5 separate regions of the Mus musculus genome follow, and regions 2, 3, 4 and 5 are each linked to region 1. The links are chromatin loops, found by intact Hi-C in ENCODE. Cell type or tissue: heart. All regions are shown on one strand.

Region 1 (4,000 bases):
TGCTTTTTCATTTACATCACATGCATGGAGTATTTATACTATCAGAATGTTCCTTTATGAATTTATGTTTATGTAAAATCTCATGGGTTTTGCTCTATCATTGATTTTGATGCTTGTTTGTATATGGTGGGGCAGGTGAGAGCTTTTCATGGAACTTCTTGAGGTTTTAGTTCCCTCTCAATCACTACTTGATCCCTTCATTCTACCTAACATACCTAACATACACCACACACACACACACACACACACACACACACACACACACACACACACACACACTGTTCTAATCTCAGCTGGAACCTGCACCCACTCTGGGACCAGACATTTTCCTGAGTAGTTTTTACAATTTTTTGAAACTTTCATACTCATATATGCTATATCTTGATCATTTCCACCCTCCATTTCTACACTGTAGATCTTCACACAGCCCCAACACATCCAGCCCCTTCCCAACTTCATTTCCTCTTCCTCTTCCTCCTCTTCTCCTTCTCCTCCTTCTTCTTCTCCTCTTTCTCCATCTCTCTCTCTCTCTCTCTCTCTCTCTCTCTCTCTCTCTGTATGTGTATGTATGTGAGTGTGAGTATGTGTGTGTGTTAGCCACTAAGTACAATTAGTGTTGCTCGTATATCTGTAGGCTCACGATGTCTGATTAAGCATCAACAACCTATCAAGGGGCCAGACCCTCAAAAGGAATGATCCATCCCCCACCCCCACCCCGGCAGCTACCACACTGCAGTAGCTCCTCAGTTAGGGGTAGGGCCTGGCAAACCCTTCCTCATCTATCCAGGAATCTTGACTGATTATTTTAAGCAGTTGCTGTTGAGTTAATGAGCACAACAGCCATGTCAGGTCTACAGGACAGCATTTTGCAGTTCTCCTCCTCTCCAGCTCTTGAATTCTTTCAGTAGAGGCTGGGAGACTCTGAAGATGTAAAATTTAGGGTTGAGCACTTAACCTTTTATTCTCAGCAAGAGACGAAGTGTTGAGAAACAAAAGTGCTAAGAATAATCTGGAAGTAAGTCCTTCTTAGCTCAAAGTAGCGTCAAATCCCCCCAAATGCTGGGCTTGTCCCAGGCACCCCGGTGCCTCATACCCATTAACTCTTAGATACAAGGCATGGCTGTGAATATGATCACTCTTTCCAAGTTCGCATCTCATTTATTGTCTCATCTTACATCATCTCTATGTTGTCAGAACATGAACACCTTTCTGTTTTTCTATCCTTGTGCTCAAATTTGCTTTAGTCTTATGTATGTAATAAAATACATGAAATGTTTGTCACCAGTCCCATTGATAAGATTTTTTAGGCCCTATATTTATGTAAACAAAGTCCATAGATTATTTTTCCATGGTATTAAGATCTGGTATAAAAATCTATGGTTTATAATTTTTTCCTAATATTTACATAGCTGTTTTTTATGCCAGTCTATATTTTTAAGCTTCCTTGTAAATCGTAGGATATTTCCGAGAAAATTGCCTTCTCAACTTTGGATTCTATGGTTCTTCTTGGCTATGTCTCTAACCTGACTGTTGCTGGTCCATTTTACCAGGTGCACTAACTTTTATAAATGTAGATTCAGATGTTTGGCTATCTCTGCTGTTTTCTTCATGGTTTAAATAGAAGCTATGTCCTTGGAGTCTAGTATAGGATTTGTTTTTCTTTATTGCTTATCTTCCATTTCAGCCATTTTCTTTCTGTTTCTTGGGGCACAGTATTTTTCCCTTTTGTAATCTTTTGTTTTCCTGGTTTAATATCCCATAATATTAATCACTTGAGCTTGTCGACTCTCGGGTATTTGGCAGTCTGCTCATCCTGTCCTGATACTTTCGTGTGTTCCTTGTCTCTTTTTTCTGAGTTTAGTCAATTTCTTCTGCGAGTTACTGCTTCCTGTCTATGTTGTTTCTGACGGTTCACATTTGCAAAGGCTTGTTCAGGAATTCGAAATCAGATGGGGGGGGGGTGTTGTGTCTTCCTTTTCTTCTGTTTTGTGATGCTTTCTAGGAAGAAATTTCTATCTGGTGAAGTATTTTGATTCTGGTTTTGTAATTTTATAGTAACTTTTACATGATACATTCAGTTTGCCATAACCCATCTCATTTAGACATTGGTGGCTGGCAAAATTTTTAGTTAAATAGCGCCCTCTTCTGTCAATGTGGCAAAGGCTGGGCTTAATGAGGAGGGGCTGAGGAAAATGAGTAATTTTTCGCTTAGGAATCAACTTTGTACATTTTTATTATATTCAGGACACGAAGCATCTTCTTACTATTTTTTACATACTTTTCATCCTGTAAGTCTGCCTTAATTTAGTTTCTCTTGATGAGAATTCCATTTTTACACATATTGTCAAGTGGACTGACACAAAGACTCTACTGAAGCATGCTTCCCAGTTATGTCTACACTGTGCTATCTGCTCATAGCTTCACTGATGTCTATCGTCAAACCTCTTGATATCATCACATTCCTAGATGTCTCTGAATTCGTTGAGCATTTTTCTTAAGCGACTTGCTTGTATCAGGGCCAGGCATTGCATGTCCCTGGTAAGCACTCTGCGGACTGGGGATCTCCCCAGTCTCCCCTTTAGTGCTTGGAACCCATTCGTATTTTCTTCCCTGTGAACTATATTTTCACAGCTTTTACTCTAATATGGGCTGTATTGAAGTACTTCTTTGAATCTGGAATTAGGGTTTGTTGTGAATTCAGTTCTAGCCTTTGCCTAGGAACACACAAGAAGCAGAACAATTAAATTAGACGGGGCGGACATTTGCTCTGAAGGGAACATTTCACAGGCTGAACTAATCTAAGCAAGTTCATTTACCCCCCTAATTTGAACTGGCTCAAGGCTGAGTCACTGAGCTAGATATTTATATGGTCTTAAGATAAAGTGTCCTGTGAAATCGCAATGTCAGTTTCTGCTGGAGCTGGTATCACAGTGTGCAGCACGATCATCCAGCTCGACAGTCCTGAGTAAAATGGGGGCTGGAGGAAGCTGACTGCAAGAAGAAAGCAGGAAAGACGCTGAGTAAGAAACAGAAATAATTGATGCTCCAATTCCATGAAAGCCGGGAACAAAACACTCATTTTGTTTCAGTGTTACTTGAAATTTGTAATACATGTTTTTGAGATTGTCTACTGTGGCCTTAAAAAAAAATAACCCTTTACTTTAAATTAGCTGATTTGCTTTCTTTTCCATAATTACAATGCCTTTTCTGTGAAAAGCATTAAACTGTGTGGCCCATTACCTCAAAGGGCCAGTGTATAAAAGATCCAAGGGGTTATAGAGCTCAGTTTGTGACATATAGAATATACCTTCTGGTGTAGGCAAGTTTTTATTTTTATTTTTTAAATTATAACTTATCCCTCACCGGCTGAGCTCTCATTGACAAGGTTCCAGATCAAATGAATAGGTCATTTAGTTATCTAAGTTTTCATTTATGATGAAAATTATCTTTCAATGGTTGTAACCATTCAACACTTGCTTGTGGATGAATTAAAACCGTTAAATTGAAAACACATATAACGATATACCCATTTTAGATGGAAGAAATAATTCTTCCAAACCATGTAGAATATATATATATATTAGAATATATATTAGTTCTTTAAAAAGTAGGAGGAGAAGGAGGGAGGGAAAAAGGGGAGGACAATAATGACGGGGAGAGACATGTTTAGCTGGGCTGTGCTATAAATGAAAATCTTGGCCATTTGAGCATACCTAGTCCATGTTATTCCACTCTCTGACATAAACAACCTCGTATGATATGGACATCAGATGAGGTTACTCAGACCACACAAAGAGAGAAGAAACCATTTTTACAAAGTCTAGGTCACTCACAAAATGCCAACCAAAGATCTCTCCTGGCTCCTCTTGCCTGCTTCTCCTTTGAAATGAGTCACCTCACACTTCCTCCCTCTATTTGCTAAAACACAGAACTGTCCCCTCTTTTTGAAAATATCCAGTGCTCATTAAATCTCTGCTCTTGTGAACCTTCCTGCAAATCT
Region 2 (4,000 bases), 320 kb before region 1:
CTCCCCTGTTCATTACTTCTCCAACAGTTCCTGCTTTCTCTAGTTTTTGGTCTGTATTTCTGAGGAGTGCTGTATCAGCTGCATGGTGGACGGGCAAATGAACTTCTGTAGAAGGACTCCTATTGATCAAAGCTCTTGTCAAGCTTAACAGAAAATATCTGGTGGAAATCTGGGACCAATATCAAAGTGATATTGCCAAACAGTTCCATCCATTATAAATTAGGTTATTTGTAGCAGTAGGTTATTTTAAACAAGTTGCACAAGGGCTAAGTATTTTGGAGTTTTGAACTGATTTCTTCCTTCTTTGCAAATCACTAACTCAAAATCTATGGTCTGTAGAACTTTAAAAACTAGGCATTAAATCAAACCCATGACAATAATGACCATTAAATAATTTTCAAGCGGACATCAAGACGTTAGCTTCTACTTTCCCCCAATCTCATTTATACATTAGATTAAAATCTAGATTTAAGAGCTAGAAAATTGCTATGTGTAGTGGTTACATATATGATCTCAGATCTTAGTAAGCAGAAGCAGGAGAATCAGGAATTCAAGCCTAGCCTGGGCTACATAAGATACTGTCTCAAGAAACAAGCAAACAAAACAAACAAACAAACAAGCAAGCAAGCAAGCAAGCAAGCAAATAAGAAAACCGAAGGTTTAATCTATTGGATGACAACTTACATGTCTGCTTGTGAAATTTCTAAGTGCATGCTAACTACTCTGGAGGATAAAACCTAACTTACACCCAAATTAAAAAAGAAAGGTAGGTAGCAATACAGCTTAGTGTGATCGCAGACTCGAGGAGTGCTGTGGTACTCAGACGGAAGAGCGAGCATCTCTGAGGACTAGGGCCAAGTCTAAAGGCCAAAGGAGAAGGAGATCCTCAGACAGCAAAACCTAATAGAGGAGTTATCCATGTGCCTAAAATTCCATTGTATATATTTATGCACTTTCTCAGATTCTTTTCCAAAGAAAGGATACAGCTAAAAGAAAAAGAGAAGAAAAAAAAAAACCCAAATATAATCAGTATTGCTATATGTGAATTTAAAGCACATATAGTTTTCAACTTTTTAAAATTTACAAAGTGTGTGAATACATGTGTGTGTGTGTGTGTGTGTGTGTGAATACATGTGTGTGTGTAATATGTGTGGAGGTCACGGGGAGGCTTAGGACAGTTCACTCCTTCCTTCTGCCATATGCATCTGAAGGGATTGAACTCAGGCCACCGGGCTTGATTGCAGGTACCTTTATATGTGTGCTGAGCCATCTCCCTGGCCCGCAGAGTTCTTTTTACTCCATTAGACATGTTGTCTATAAACTAACAACACTATATTATATGCATTTCTTATGTCTGTACTCAGGCCAAGTCTTAGATGGGCAATATGGCTTTCAGAAATCTTTCTAATGTCACATGCCTCAGAACATCTTCAGAGAATCGAAAACACTATTGTAGTAGATGAAAAGCTCTGTGCTTTCAAGAGAAGCCCTTGAAGGCTACATGTAACTATAGCTTCTAATTAAATTGAGTCACACATTTAAATAAAAATACATACTTACTATTATTTGTAATATTGGCTAAAAAAATCACAGATTTGTATAATAGAAGAAGTGGGGCCAATTAATAGAGTCCTCCCAAGGAGAGCGGAGACCTAGAGGCAAATTCTAATCTAATTTTTTGGTGTCTACTGATTTTTCTCTCGTTTCTTCAATAGCGTTCTCTAAAACATTAACTGTATGTTTAGAAATGGAAGTCTCAGTACTCATTGAACTTCAGAAAGGGTTTTTGGATATGTGTCAGGGCCTTTCATCTTTTCTGCCTCTAGGGGGAAGTGTGTTTTCAACAATTCTGTCGTGCAGAAGGGATTTTCTTGTGCATTAAGGCTTCACTGTGGTAGTCTTCAGTGTGACCTCGGGATTGGCTGGACAAGATGGAAGGACCTTGGAAAATCTGCAAGGACCCTCACTTCACGAGTTTCAGGCCAGGGTTCTGAGGCAGGGGGATTGTGGAGAAAAATGCCCCAGACATTTTAAAAGTACATTTCAAAGAATCATTCTTTGAAATGACACATAACTTCTCCATACTGTGGGGCTGTGGCCAAAAAAAATACCTGGACACAAAACTCACTGACAGAACTAGAAACAAAATAGTTCTTGGATATTGATGAAAACATTTCTAAATCTTTTAAAACGTCTATGAGTTTCTGTAATATCGCATTTAACATTAATATGTTTAGGCTTTCAGCTAGCTAATTTTATTCCTTTGTTTTCTTTGACAATCGAAGTTGATAACTGAATTCTGAATGTGAAAAACATGGCCCTTCCCCAATTTCAGTGATTAGGTTTTTGTTTTTTTGTTTGGAGTTGAAAGGAACAGTATGTAAAACCTGAACGCAAGACTGTTTCTACTTATCCCTTTTCTTTCCTATTTTACTAACATTTATGATAAAAAATGTTACAAAAGTTATCTTTATCAAGTGGTGTTCAGTTTTACTGTTCTGGAAAGCCTAAAAACATATTGCTAAGATATTATAAGATGGTGCGTGCCAGTGTTTGTGTGTGTGTGTGTGTTACATTGCATTGAATTTATCTTAGCCAAGTAACTCCCATCTCCAGCTTTCTTTTTTACCTTTTATTGGTGATGGGACCTTGTAAAATTAAATCACCCAGGCTGGCCTTGTGTTATTCTGCAGCCCAGGCAGCCTTTGATATCCTCCTGAGTAGTTTGTGTCACCAGGCCCAGTTAAAAATGTGATACACAGAATATGATTGACAGTGACAATCTGCTTGGTTACCAACCCTATTTTACATAGTATTGTAGGTGACCTTTTCCAACAGTAAATATCCTCAGGAGACAAAGAGCTGTTTAAATGCAACTTGTAGGGGCTGGTGAGATGGCTCAGTGGGTAAGGGCACTGACTGTTCTTCCAAAGGCTCTGAGTTCAAATCCCATGGTGGCTCACAGCCATCCATAATGATATCTGACACCCTCTTCTGGTGTGTCTGAAGTCAGCTACAGTGAACTTATAATAAATAACTTAATAAATAAATCTTTAAAAAAATAAATGTAACTTGTACATTCTTTGGGTCACAGTTCATTTTTTTCTGGACTAAGATGGCAGAACTATGTGATAGTTATACATGGTAGTTTTAGCTGGTTGCCCAAAGAACTCTGATGGAAAGTAAACAGATCCTCCTAACACCCAGAATAAGTAAACACAAACCTCCCAAGAGCACAATAGACTTGTTACTGTTAATAATCTTGCACTGTTGGCACTGGAAGACCTTTTAAAAAAAATCTCAGCATCTGTTCAGTTGGAATCTGCAAGGATGTGTTGAACATGCACGCGGACAGCAACCCTGTGTTCCCCTCCCCTCTGTTTCTGGACTGATCCACCATTTCCTGTTGTCTGTGCTCTTTAACAACAGGCTGGAAGCTGAGTGCTTCTACCCAAAGGCCACAGGGAGGCCAGGGTGCTAGCCATAACGTAAGTGCACTGCCCTGCTGTTGACCCAAGAGCGAGGCTGGGCAGCGCCAGAGATGCGAGAGGCACTCCATACCCGGTGCCCCTGAAATCCCAGACTCTTCCAGTGAGCCCACATGGTACACTGCAGAATCATACCGCTGTTGGCTGGTGTTCCCCAGACACAGGGCATACCGGGTAGTAATAGGAAACCGGCTCCGTCCTTCACGTCTCCTGGCAACCAGTTGAAATCCACTAAGACCCTCGGAATCCAGGATTTAGCTGTTTATTTTTTTCTTAAATAACGATGACTCTATAAACAAATGTTTGCTCTCCCAAGTGTTCAGGAAGGATTTAATTGCTGCGAAGTGCTAAATGTCAGTTTCCAACGTACGTGGATAACTCTTCAGAATTCAAATTTATATATCCACCTCTCTTAGAACTGGTTAGCAGTTCTAATTAAATAAACAAAAGCTCACCTAGGATTTAGAAGCCCCTACTTACAGCGAAGGCTTAGGGATCACTGTCCAACTGAA
Region 3 (4,000 bases), 180 kb after region 1:
GATATACACATAGTGACGCAAACGAGTATGGATAAGTCTGGGGGGAAAACACCGTATGATAACAGTACTTGTCTATGGCGTCAGGATGAATCGAGTTTTATGTATTTCATGGACTGTTATCTATTTTCCAAATGTTCTAGGGTGAACACATCCATGTTTAGGAACATGAAAATGTGTTTTTTTGTTTTGTTTTGTTTTGTTTTGTTTTGTTTTTTTGTTTGTTTTTGTTTTTGTTTGTTTTGGAGTGACAAGGGGGGGGTGGTCTCGCTGTCATCAGTTTGCTTTGAACAGCACGAACCCTCTATGGACATGTTAGCTGTGTGTTGTACCTAGACATGGATTTGACGCTCACAAGGCCAATGATTATCTAAAATTCGCTCTGTTTCTAATTAGCAAGTAACCGTTCTTGTTGCCAAGCCTAAGGGCCACAGCTTAATCCCTGCAACCTATGGACGAAGACCATTTACCCACAGAGCCGTCTGATCTCTGCTCTTCACTGTGATACATGCATGTACACACACACACGCATGTGCATGCATGAGTGCTCACATGGGTACATGTACAAGCACACAAGCACATGCACATGTGCATTCACACACACATGCAAGCATACACTCTCACACACATACACACACATGCATACAAAGCTAAGTAAATAAAAATAAAATGAGCTTTATAAACCAGAACAGGAGACAAGTTGACAAATTTCCCTAGTGCTGGTATAAAATTACAATTTTTCTTATGTTTTGCTCTTTCCAACAAAGTCAGTTTTGCCAGAACTGACAAAGAAGACCATAATTATCTCTCTCTGGGAATAATCATTAAAATCAGTGCTGTAGTTTCCTAGAATATCAGTTTTAACTCAATAAGTGGATAATTGATCAACTCTCCAGACAATTTGGGGATTCAAATATCACATATTTTTCGCTCTGGTGTCTCTAAAGAGAGATGAAATGGATTACACATGTAGCATGCCTTAGACCCTGCAGTCACTCTACATGTATAGCATGCTGTAAACCCTGCAGTCACTGCATGTATAGCATGCTGTAGACCCTGCAGTCACTGCATGTACAGCATGCTGTAGACCCTGCAGTCACTCTGCATGCATAGCATGCTGTAGACCCTGCAGTCATGCATTTGTACTTTCTACTTCATTTGCAAAGAGTTTCCCTTGAAACATCTGGTTTTCAAAACTTCAGTCTAATCCCCATGTAGTCATGTATCTTAATCTTATATTTTTAATTGTTTGTCCCAAAGAACTATAATTTAATGTACTATCAGAAACATAATATAGTTTTCCCCTCAGTTGGACCTAATTGCAATTTAAAAAAAAGATTCTTTTTTTTTAAAGGGGGGTATGCAGTAAGATGATACTCAAACACAAGTGGCGGGTGAACCCCAGGACTAGAGAAGTGAATGAGGTGTAGAGAAAATCTCTGAGAAGCCAAGCTAAGGCAGGTAAAGGCAGAGCATGATAGAGGATGACAGAATGTGTTTCACAGAAACAGAAAATGAATAGTTTTCAAATTCCTATACATACACACAGAGAGAGAGAGAGAGAGAGAGAGGAGAGATTAAGTATTGATATTATAATTACTATCTTGTTTATTACAGCAACTTAGAATCAGCAAGTAAGGTGTTTGGGGTGCCTTTTATTCTTCTTCTCAAATTTATTACCAAATCCTTAACTATGCTAGTAGAACCTTCATCAGCTTCAAGGAGTGTGCTTGTCAGGGGAGGGGGAACTTGCACATATTTTTCCCACAGGATTGTCTTTGAATTAAAAATAAATTTGCTAAAAACCATACATTACCATTGATTCATCTAAAGAATGCTATCTCAAAAATATTCCTAAAAACCAAAGTCCCTGGCCTAGTTATCCTTGCCACGCCTCCTTCTGTCTGAGCTCAGTTTTCCTTGAAGTCAGTGAGAGCAGAGAACCTCCCTGGAAAGGCTGTGTCCCTGATTCGAAGCTCACCAACAGCCTGAGTGGACACTCAGTTCATCTCTGAAGGAATCTGATCCAAGGGCAAGAGTGAGACAAGCTGGCCTCTGGAAGGTCAAAGTTTTCCAGAAAGGCATTCAAAATGAGAAAGTGGCTCACTTCCACTACAACCTGGCTTGCTTACAGATAAAAGCTATAAATTTGACTTCAAGGTGTAGGTGTCTTCTGTTGGCTTATACTACCAGAACACACTTTACATTAAAATAAAAAACCGAAAGTAAAAGATACAGACACCTGGCTGTTTCATTCTGTGGGTGAAGCAAACAATATTGGAAGAAACATTTGACCATTCCTTTGGCTGAGTAACCTTAGACACTATGTTGTTAAACCAGGAAACCGTTAACAATGGACAGCTTTCTCACCTGGTTGTTGAGTTTCAGAGATAGGCTGTTGGATTGTGTGTCTGGGTTGAAAGAGCGGTCAGATTTGAAACATTAGAGAGCTTCACTTTCTTGATTCTTTAATATTTTATTTCATTTAAAATAAGTTAATGTCCTGCCCTGAATGTCTGAAGTTGAGGGGAAATAGAAGACCTGATACACAGTTCTACAGCTGGGATAGAAAAGTGTTAGAGTTTACAACAGGAACACACACACCACCTGAACACAGTAACGAGAACAATGACCCGATGATGTCATCCAAATAAGCGAGCTGTAAGGATTGTGTTCCCCAGCGATGACCAAGTAAACATGAAATCCTCACACTGAAATACTGCACGTGTTCCGGTTATTTATTGCCTCTAACTCCATTAACAAGTCTGCAAAGCACAGAGTTGGCTTGAGGGGAATATAGAAATTCAATCAGCGTACATGTGTGGACACAGATCATAGAGAACTTTGCTTGCTCCCTCTCTCTGAAACCAACTGGGAACTTCTTGCTACAAGCAAATTACATTGTCCAATGACTAAGTTCATCGAGACGATCAAGGAAAGAGGGAGAAAGTCCTAATGCCAGATGATATAAAAGTAGAAAAACAAATCAAAACAAAAACCGTTGAGCATCTCTGTTTCCCCCTCAGGAACAGACTGATAATAAAAATGGAACTCAGTGAAGTCTCTATTGAGGTTCTGGCCTCCTTCTTGTTGCAAACTGAGTAGGGAAAGCAAGATGAAAGGGGAAGGAACACAAAAGCTGGTCCCTTAGATCCTAAACCCCCCTGCAGCTGGAGAGCTGTCCTCTTAAATGCACTCATGAACAGTCATGGGCGGAGCTCAGCACTGCTTCTGAGACTCTTCATTTTCTCACCCATGGAAGAATGTATGATTTCTGCTGTGGGTATCACTGGAGAAGACTACTCAGACACAGGTTTAAGCCGATTGAAAGTCTACTCGCTGGCTGAGGACTAGGTGTTCTGGATTCCAGCATATACCCACACCTTTCCCAGGGTGAGGTTTTAAAGACAAAAGCCATGCCCTGGGTTGATGTACTTCAGCTAACAAGAACAAATAGCCAGAAGTGAAATACAGACGCCAAAGAGCTTAGTACATTTAGAAATGTTCCCAGAACTCTGGACTTTGGTGGTTTAAGGCTTTGTTTGTTTTAGTTGGTGGTCCTGTCTACTGAGTTTTACAGCCTGAATGGTACTTCTACCATGGAGTCGGTTGTGCTAAGGATGTGAGGGCCTTCTAAATTCTGGGGGCCTGTTATAATGTCACCATCCACGGAGAAGTTGATCACAAGAAAACCATGCCTGGTGGCTCATCTCTGTAATCCCACTCGGTTCCTTCTCTCTAAAGGCATGATTGCCTATGTTGGCCTGAGGGAAAAAACAAGGCAGAAATGGCTGGGCCATAGAGACTTCAGGCAGTCAGAGAGCAGGAAGTGAAACAGGCTGCTCAGTAGACAGACATTCATTTAATCGGAAGGAACAAAGGCTTTGAGGAGCAGTGAGTAGGGGCTATGGGGGCCAGGGTGCTGCGGATGCCTCATTTATATAAGGAGGAATCCCAGGTGCTGCTGGATATGACCTTATAAGGGGAAAGGAAGTTTAACCTG
Region 4 (4,000 bases), 150 kb before region 1:
ACATCAGCAAATGTGTTTCACAGTCTTGAAGGACTCCAGATGTTACAGTTGGACACACAGAGCAGGACACCTTCCAGTTAAAAGCATTAAACTATTGACAATTCTCTATTTCTTTTATTAGTGACCTTAGGGATGGTAAATTAGCACCCACAAATAAATGTTCCTGAACCAAAATATCAGCCAATCCCCTCTGCTATTTTATCCACCTGAAGTGAGTGAAAACAACTTAGGAGTTAGTGAAGAAGGAAAGGGCACAGACTCAGCCATAAACAAGTGTAAACTCAACAGATTCACAGAGCCAATATTAAATACCCAAGGCAAGATTTAAAATGCTTATAAGTATATAAAGGTAATTATTGAGGAAGCTAGATAACATATATTAAATGGTTTCTGCAGAAACCATAGCATGTATATAACCCAATACCTTAAAAATCATCATTAGTCTACAATGTTGGCGTTAGTCCCAGGCCCTGTGATCTCATTAAAGGAGGAATGACTGTATTTGCTGTCTGCCCACAGGGTGTAGTGCAGTGGCCAGCAATTTAAAGACATGCTTCTTGTGAAATATGTTTTCCTTTTGTTTGTTACCTAGTTTAAGGTCTCAAACCCAAGTCTTTTGTTGACCATCGTCAAAATATTTACCAGTCCAGTTTAATCCATGACCTTTCCCACTAAGAACTTTTTTTTCCTGTCGATTTTTTTAAAAAGAAAAGAAAATGAGTGGCAAGTTTCAGTTTCAATTCAAGCTATAAAGGTGTCGGCCTTCATGTGCTTTTTAAAAAAGATCTGTTAAATACGCATAAAGTTGAATAATCTTATGAGACTGAAAAATAATCTAAGCAAGTGACAATGATGTCAACAAAAATCACACATGGAGTGTTGGGAAAGTTCAATCACATACATGCTGGGTCAGAATAATGCTTGACTAACTAATTCCAGAGCAGAGAAGACATAGACAGCATGCTCCCTGATACAAAGCAATGAAGCAAGAAATCAATGAGAAAAATCTACATACATGCTTCTTAAAGCGTTGATAATGATAACCCATTCTAAAGGGACAGTAAAGAGTCCGTTGAAATTCAGCTGGCTCCCCCCACCTCTGATATCTTTATTTTTGTCCATCCATTTTATTTAAATGCTTGAAGGTAGGGATAGGATAAGGATGTCAATATGATCCGATGTCTTCCGCATCACTACAAAGCCCCTCCCTGCTGCTGCTTTTGCTCGGCATGTACTTTTATTATCCAGCATATTCTTTTTGCTCAGGAAAGAGGCCAGCTGGTTGTTAATATTCTGATCATCAACCCATCTTTGCAAACTAATACGGAAGGATGTTCAGCCATTGCAGAAGTTGGGTACAAGTAGCATTGGCATTTCATCTAGGCTCCATCCCATAGTTACCTGGCAACAGCCAGGTGTGCCTGACTCACTATAAAAGAGGCTGCTCGCCCCCTCCTCACTCTCTTACTCTCTTGCTCTTTCTCTTTTACCCTCTTTCCTCTCTGTCCCTCCTCTCCTCATTCCCCTCCCAGCCTCTTTCATTTCAGGCCTCTCCCTCCCTCCCTCCCTCCCTCCCTCCCTCCCTCCCTCCCTCCCTTCCTCCCTCCCTCCTTCCCTCCCTCAATTCCCCTCCCCATGGGAAGAGATGCCTCAGCATAGGCCCACAGAGGCACCCCCCCCCCCCCCCATCATAACAAGCCTCTACCAAACATCCCTGGCTTCTTCTTCTTCGTTTATAAAACACACCAAGTCGGCTCTGGGTAAAAGTCATGCTTGTAATGACTTTGGAAAATTTAGGGATACACATATATTCCTAGAAACAGTGGCTACTACAAAGCAGACATCTTATTTAATCTTCATCCTGTCTGCCTGAGGTAGGTATTATGGTCTGATAAAGAAACGAAAAGCATACGGACCTTAAAGGACTCCGTCACTGGCTTTCTGTCTTCTCACAAACCGGTCCTTTCTTTTGTGCTTTCTTATAAGAAACCAGGCAGTGTCAGTGAGTGGCCGGGGGACTTAGGGTAGACATTAACTAAAATTTGAGGGAGGAACATAGTCTTTTTTCCTACTTTTTAATGTGAACGTCTTGATTATTTAAATTTTGTTTTACAAGGAGCATATTGTATGTTTTTTTTTCCCTTAAAAAAATTATCGGATAAAATGAAGGAGGAGTCGTTAATTCGTCCTGGCTCCAAAAGCTTATTCTTGTGACAAACTCCATTGGAGCTATGGCCAGGAACTAGCAGTACCCGGTGAGCTTAGCGCTGTTATGAGAAAATAAAGGCCCCATCTGTATCAGTAATGCTTTGTATTTCTTTAGCACCTAATCTGAAGTTGTCCCTAAAGCTGAATAAACAGTCATTTATCCTCAGGGCACCCTGCGAGCTCCCTGGTGTGGTCTGGGAGGGTGTAGGGCTGAGTGATGATAGCCCACGATTAGTTAGCTTTCTGCCCACACTTAGGGATTCCAGCCCCTGGAGGGAAATCACTTCAGCTCTGTGTGCCTCCTCCCATCACCCTCAGCTAAAAGCATCATCGTCTCGGAATAATTCTTGGCCTCAAAGGGATGCTATTAATTAGCCTAAATACTAAAGGGCAGGACAATGAATGCCAGTTGTTCAGGATGAATGGATGGGGGATTTTACCCAAATCCTATAGCTGGCAGCTCTCTGGGAGAAGAGTGAGGTGACTTGCAGCCGCCACAGGAGAAGGCAAAGCAGAAGGAACAGCGTGGCCACTGTCCTGGTGTCACGCCCCCTCCTTTAACCACAGCGGACCACGGTCCCTGCCTCCACTAATTAGAAATTACTTCAGCACATAAACAGGCACTTTACAATGTTTTCTTTTTACGACGGGCCCCATGCTTGCTTCTCCTCTCCAGTGGCAGAAGGAACCAGCGCTGGCTTCCCACTGTCCCCAGCTCCTTTGCCGTTCCACGCCTACTCAGCCACAGAGAGAGCTGCAGCCACCCAGGCCCAGGCTGGGAAGAAGTCGGTAATCGGCCTTCTTCAACACGAATCTCCAAATGGCCTAGAGCTCTCAGCCACTACCACAGTCTTCTTTCTCCCTTCTCCCTCCTGTTCCTCCATCAGTAAGGTTCAGAAGGTTCCTTTCATAGAAAGCCTCAGTAGTGACAGGGCACTCTCCCTCAGAACACCCTTCCCATACACCACTCCATCCAGTGGTGAGTGATAACAGCGCTGTTTGTGTTTAATTAGCCCTTGGGTTACGGGCAGTTTGTGTTGAGGGTGTGGCTGTTTTAGTTGGTTATGGAGTTGACAGAAATATATGTGTATTGATGTGGGTCCCCTGTGTGTGCCCTCTCAGCGCGCTGGTCTGAAAACTCAACAGGCCCTCGTTCTACTGCCTGTGGAGGCAAATTATTGATACCTCCAGGAACTGATTCTGCTCCTTAAGACCGGAGTGATAATGCGACTTCTTAGGCTCTAAGTACCCACCAGGGCAAGGGTCGACAGTGTTTGTCACCCCGTTGCTGCTCTGCTTCCCAGAACTAATCAGAGACCAGCTTTGGAGACGACTGCCTGGGCAGCTGGCTCCATGCCCTGACCCGAGTGTCATCTGTTTATTTCCCTTATTTTTAAAATCATGTCTCTCATAGGATGCATGTCATGGCTTATATTCGTAAAAAAAAAATAACTAAAATAGAAGCATGATTATAAAGTAGTGGATCCCTGAAGGCAAACATTACAGAATGGACGCTCATCTAAATCTGTCATCCCTTTCGAAAGCATCCCTTTTGAAAGTTAGTACACACAATCCCAAAGTGGCAGTGTTTAGTAAGACCTTTAAGGAATTCTTACTTGAGGCGTGATATGTGCAACTAAAAGAAAATGGTAATTTTCTTCATTTAAAATTAACACATATCCATATTGAAAGCCTTGATTTTCTTGTTCTTCTAATTTAAACTTATAGTTAAACTTAGAATAAGCATGGCTAATCTCTCTCTCTCTCTCTCTCTCTCTCTCTCTCTCTCTCT
Region 5 (4,000 bases), 160 kb before region 1:
GTGTGTCTATGTGGTTTTTGCATGTGTACATGTTTCTATGTGTGTCTGTGAATGGTGATGGTGGTGTGTATGTGTTCCAGTGTATATGTGTGTGTGAGTTCATTAGTGTGTGTGTGTGTGTGTGTGTGTGTGTCTGTTTGTTGTGTACTGAATGTATATAGAGAGGCCAGAGAGAAATGTTTGTGTCTCCCAAAATGGTTCTCCACCTTATTTTTTGAGATAGAGGCTCTTTACTGAACGTGGAGCTTGAAGATTTGACTGGTCATCAGCTCCAGGAACCCCTCTGTCTCCACCTTCTAATGATAACATGACGGGCACACACATGAGGTTTTATGTGAGTGCTGGTGCTCTGATTTCAGGTTCTTATGTTTGTGTAACAGGCACTCACCTCTGAGCCATATCCCCAGCCCTGGTGTATTCTCGTGGACATTTTAGTCTCAGGATGAAGAGCTCATGAGTTCGACTCTAGCCAGAAGTAATTTCAGGCAGAGGAACATTTGCATACAAAGATATTTTCATCAGAACTATGAATCTAAATAGGATGGATGAGGTTTAAAGACTAATACAATTGAATTATTGTGTTTTACAGAAGAGGACACTAGGGGTGTAAGAAGAAAGGTGGCCTTGATTCTCAGTCACTTTGTGATCAAGGCTAATGGGGGACAAGAAGGCAAGCCATCACTCATGTTTTATATGTACCACCACAGGATCCATGGTAAGATTCAGCTTTGTTGAGGAACATTAAAAGAGAAGAAAGGATTCAGTAACTTTTCTAGGACCTCTGGACTGCATACGTTACTCTATTTGTATCTTATACTCATTACTAGGCTTGAGTCTTGAGGGTTGTCAACACATGGGCAACTGTTTATTTGCAAATCATGTACTCCAAAATTACTTGCAACATGGTTAGAGAATTCCTCAGCGTAACCCAATGAAAAAAGAACTGTGGGAATTTCACACACCCATACAGCTGTGTTTTTATCACTGGATGTCTTTGCTCACTCATCAGGAGAGAAGGTCCTTTATCACCAGCTTGGCCGCATGAGCTTGTACCAGTCAGCAGGCCTCTCTCTTTGCATGCTCAAAATGTAGCACTTGTTAGAATAACAACATGGGTAAACTGTCAAAAGCTTCCAGGCTGTACAAGTTCTCGAGAACTGTAGGGCTCTATGTGATGGTAGCTATGATCTATATAGTTTTGGATATTAATTGTCTGGCTCAGTCATCTTTAAGACCACTGTAAAATACTGTAAAAGCTCTGCCCAATATCTGAGCATCTCCTCTACACATGACTTCCCATTTTTGCACAAATCTCTCTTCTTTCTTCTTAGACTTAACTAGGTCTTCATTAAAGTAACATGCCCACAAAAGAATGACATTTTCAGAAGGATTGTTTCAACAAAACCAGTTCCAGGCAGTCAAGTATCCCTCATCTTTTCCTTACGTGGTCCTGCTGTTTTAGGGAGCTGAATACTGCCCACAGGGTAAGGCAGAAAGAACACCAGTGCCACCACCTGGATGCAGGGAGAAAGAGGCAATGCATATCCCAGATGCTCAGTGTCTGAGGTGGGGATCAAGCCATCTTGTCTGGTTTGTCGCCTTGCCTCTCTGTGTCATCTCTAGTCATGATGTCTTTGTCTATTTTTCTCCATATGTTCTTTTATTTCCTGCACACGTGTTCATGCAACCCTAACTTCTAGTTTCTGTTTTTCTGTTTAGGAATAAGTCCAGAACATGGTGGGGGGCATGCTAAGCTGGGGCGTGAGGGAGCTGAGAATTGGGGAACACTCTGAAGGACTCATCCAGTGGGTTTTGTCTTCATGTGGGTTTGTGTTTTCTCCTGAACACACAGGAAAAGCTTATTGGCGAAATCTGGCTTCATGCTGTTTGAACTGTAAGAATCAAGCAATATGAAATCTTTTGTCCTGAAGTCAAGGGGCTAGTGACAATTTTCTTTCTCTATGAGAAACAAAACAAAACAAAACAGTACATCATCCTATCTGACTTAAGACAAGTGAGCTATGTGGCGATGCACAGGTTTTGTCTGCGTAATGTGACCCCACAGACTAAGTCAGGGCTCAGGGCAACTGTTAACAAATGGCCCTTAGACAAGTGGTTCTTAACCTGTGCATCAAGACCTCTTGGTTGGGTGGTCAAATGACCCTTTCACAAACTTGAATATCAGATATTCTGCCTATCAGGTATTTATACTATGATTCATAACGGTAGCAAAATTGTAGTTATGAAATAGCAACAAAAATAGTTTTATTGTTGGGGGTCACTATAACATGAGGAACTCTATTAAAAGGTCATAGCATTAAGAGGGTTGAGAACCACTGGCTTAGAGTAATTAGTCTGAGACAAAAGCATTCTTATACCTGTCTTCTTGGCTTCTGTAGAGATTTCCTCCTAGACAGATCCAAAGACCACCACCTTCTACAGACAGTTATTCAAATCATTAACCATCGCTGACCAGGTGTCAGACCCAGAATTACAGAAAGAAGGTGGGATCAGTTCTAAATTAAGGCTAGGTTTTTTTTATTTTTTATTTTTATGTCAATGATGTTGTCAAACATTTGTTTTTAGTAATTCACTCCAGGCTTCCATGGATACCAATGGTACTCTGAAGATTACACATAAGCCATAGGTAGAGAGGCGGGATGCTGGAGCAGTGTGCTTCTCTCTCTCTCTCTCTCTCTCTCTCTCTCTCTCTCTCTCTCTCTCTCTCTCTCTCTGTGTGTGTGTGTGTGTGTGTGAATGCCTGTGTGAGTATGACTGTTTGTGTGTGTGTCTCTATGTGAGTGTGAGCGTGTGTGTGTGCTGATACCTCTATCTGTTCTAAGTGCTTTTTTTTAATCTACTGTCTGCATCCGTGTTCTGTGATACACTGACTTCTGAGTGTTGTTTACATATAGACAGTTATGACTGATGGACTTCTAAGGATGATTGAGAACCTGAGAGAGAGCAATGAGTTTGGTCCTCTGACCCAGTCCTTCATAAACAGCGCTGATTCATCTCTAGCATTAGTATCCCTGACTCTTGTACTCCCTATGTATTTTGAGCGGTTTAATTTTGTTCTGATTTTTAAAAACTCCCAGGTTGGGTTAAGGATTCACTTGTCAGGCTGGAGGTTTTGAATAGGAACTTAGCTAGTTTCCGTCTAGAGGAATTGTAATACAACCAGAAGCCAAGTGTTCCATTTAATAGCGCCTCTCAAAAGTTAGAGTTGAGTACACAAGTTCTAATTCCTCTTTGAACTCTTTATACCACCTAAGGTTGCATGCACAGTGTTTGGCCAGCAAATACTGTTTGAACAGAACCTATAAATTCTAGAATTGAAGTATTAAACTGAAGCTTTAACTAAATAATACCCCACAATCTGACAACATCCACCTTTGTAAACTTGTTCCTGATCATGGAAATGAGATGGCAGAGTCCTGGGGAATCTCTCCTTCCTTCCTTCCTTCCTTCCTTCCTTCCTTCCTTCCTTCCTTCCTTCCTTCCTTCCTTCCTTCCTTCCTCCCTCCCTCCCTCCCTCCCTCCTTCTTTCCTTCTTCTTCCCTCTCCCTCTTCCCTCCCTCCTTTATTTCTCTTCCTTCCTTCTTTCTGTTCCTCTTCAGCTTTCCTTCTTTCTCCTCCTCCTACCCAGATTTCTTCAACACCTCCTTGACAAAGAACTGATTTCACTTTTGGCAAACTTACCCCCTCAGGACTGAGAACTTAATATTCTACTCTTAAACCATGGAAATTGATTTTCGATAACACCAAAAAGGGCAACGTGTTTGCTGAAACACGTTTCAAGTAGTATCGAAACACCCAGGATGAAAGGTAAAGCCCCTCGTTTGGTTTCTGTTTGAATAGTGTAGCCACACAATCTTTGCTGAGAGAATCAGCCTGTCCTCTCAGCCTGTGCTCCTTGGCTTTATCTTCACAGGGAAGGAATGCTTAGAATAAAACCCTAGGAGTTAATCCTGGTGGGAAGATGGTGGCACAACAGAGC

Evidence for each region. Peaks named below come from ENCODE experiments on the same cell type or tissue, not always from the same donor. Only the 100,000 strongest peaks of a DNase experiment are listed, where the experiment ranks them.
Region 2: it touches region 1 in a loop (4-fold over the local background); 21 of 42 quality-filtered maps call a loop at or near these places.
Region 3: it touches region 1 in a loop (4-fold over the local background); 20 of 42 quality-filtered maps call a loop at or near these places.
Region 4: it touches region 1 in a loop (3-fold over the local background); 9 of 42 quality-filtered maps call a loop at or near these places.
Region 5: it touches region 1 in a loop (2.6-fold over the local background); 7 of 42 quality-filtered maps call a loop at or near these places.

What each region holds. Positions count from the first base shown.
Region 1 is chr15:11,588,869-11,592,868 of GRCm38, reverse strand. No RefSeq gene overlaps it. Among named protein-coding and RNA genes, the nearest start is that of Gm41271, 110 kb to the left of the region's middle. In heart, a CTCF peak has its summit at 2,167 (motif pointing left); no DNase peak of the experiment used is centred here; H3K27ac peaks cover 672 bases.
Region 2 is chr15:11,907,915-11,911,914 of GRCm38, reverse strand. No RefSeq gene overlaps it. Among named protein-coding and RNA genes, the nearest start is that of Gm5144, 3.4 kb to the right of the region's middle. In heart, a CTCF peak has its summit at 1,816 (motif pointing right); a DNase peak (open chromatin) is centred at 3,464; H3K4me3 peaks cover 710 bases; H3K27ac peaks cover 494 bases.
Region 3 is chr15:11,410,725-11,414,724 of GRCm38, reverse strand. No RefSeq gene overlaps it. Among named protein-coding and RNA genes, the nearest start is that of Tars, 13 kb to the right of the region's middle. In heart, no CTCF peak of the experiment used is centred here; no DNase peak of the experiment used is centred here.
Region 4 is chr15:11,740,970-11,744,969 of GRCm38, reverse strand. No RefSeq gene overlaps it. Among named protein-coding and RNA genes, the nearest start is that of Gm34501, 13 kb to the right of the region's middle. In heart, no CTCF peak of the experiment used is centred here; a DNase peak (open chromatin) is centred at 2,449; H3K4me3 peaks cover 1,063 bases; H3K27ac peaks cover 2,134 bases.
Region 5 is chr15:11,750,929-11,754,928 of GRCm38, reverse strand. No RefSeq gene overlaps it. Among named protein-coding and RNA genes, the nearest start is that of Gm34501, 23 kb to the right of the region's middle. In heart, a CTCF peak has its summit at 1,516; a DNase peak (open chromatin) is centred at 1,498.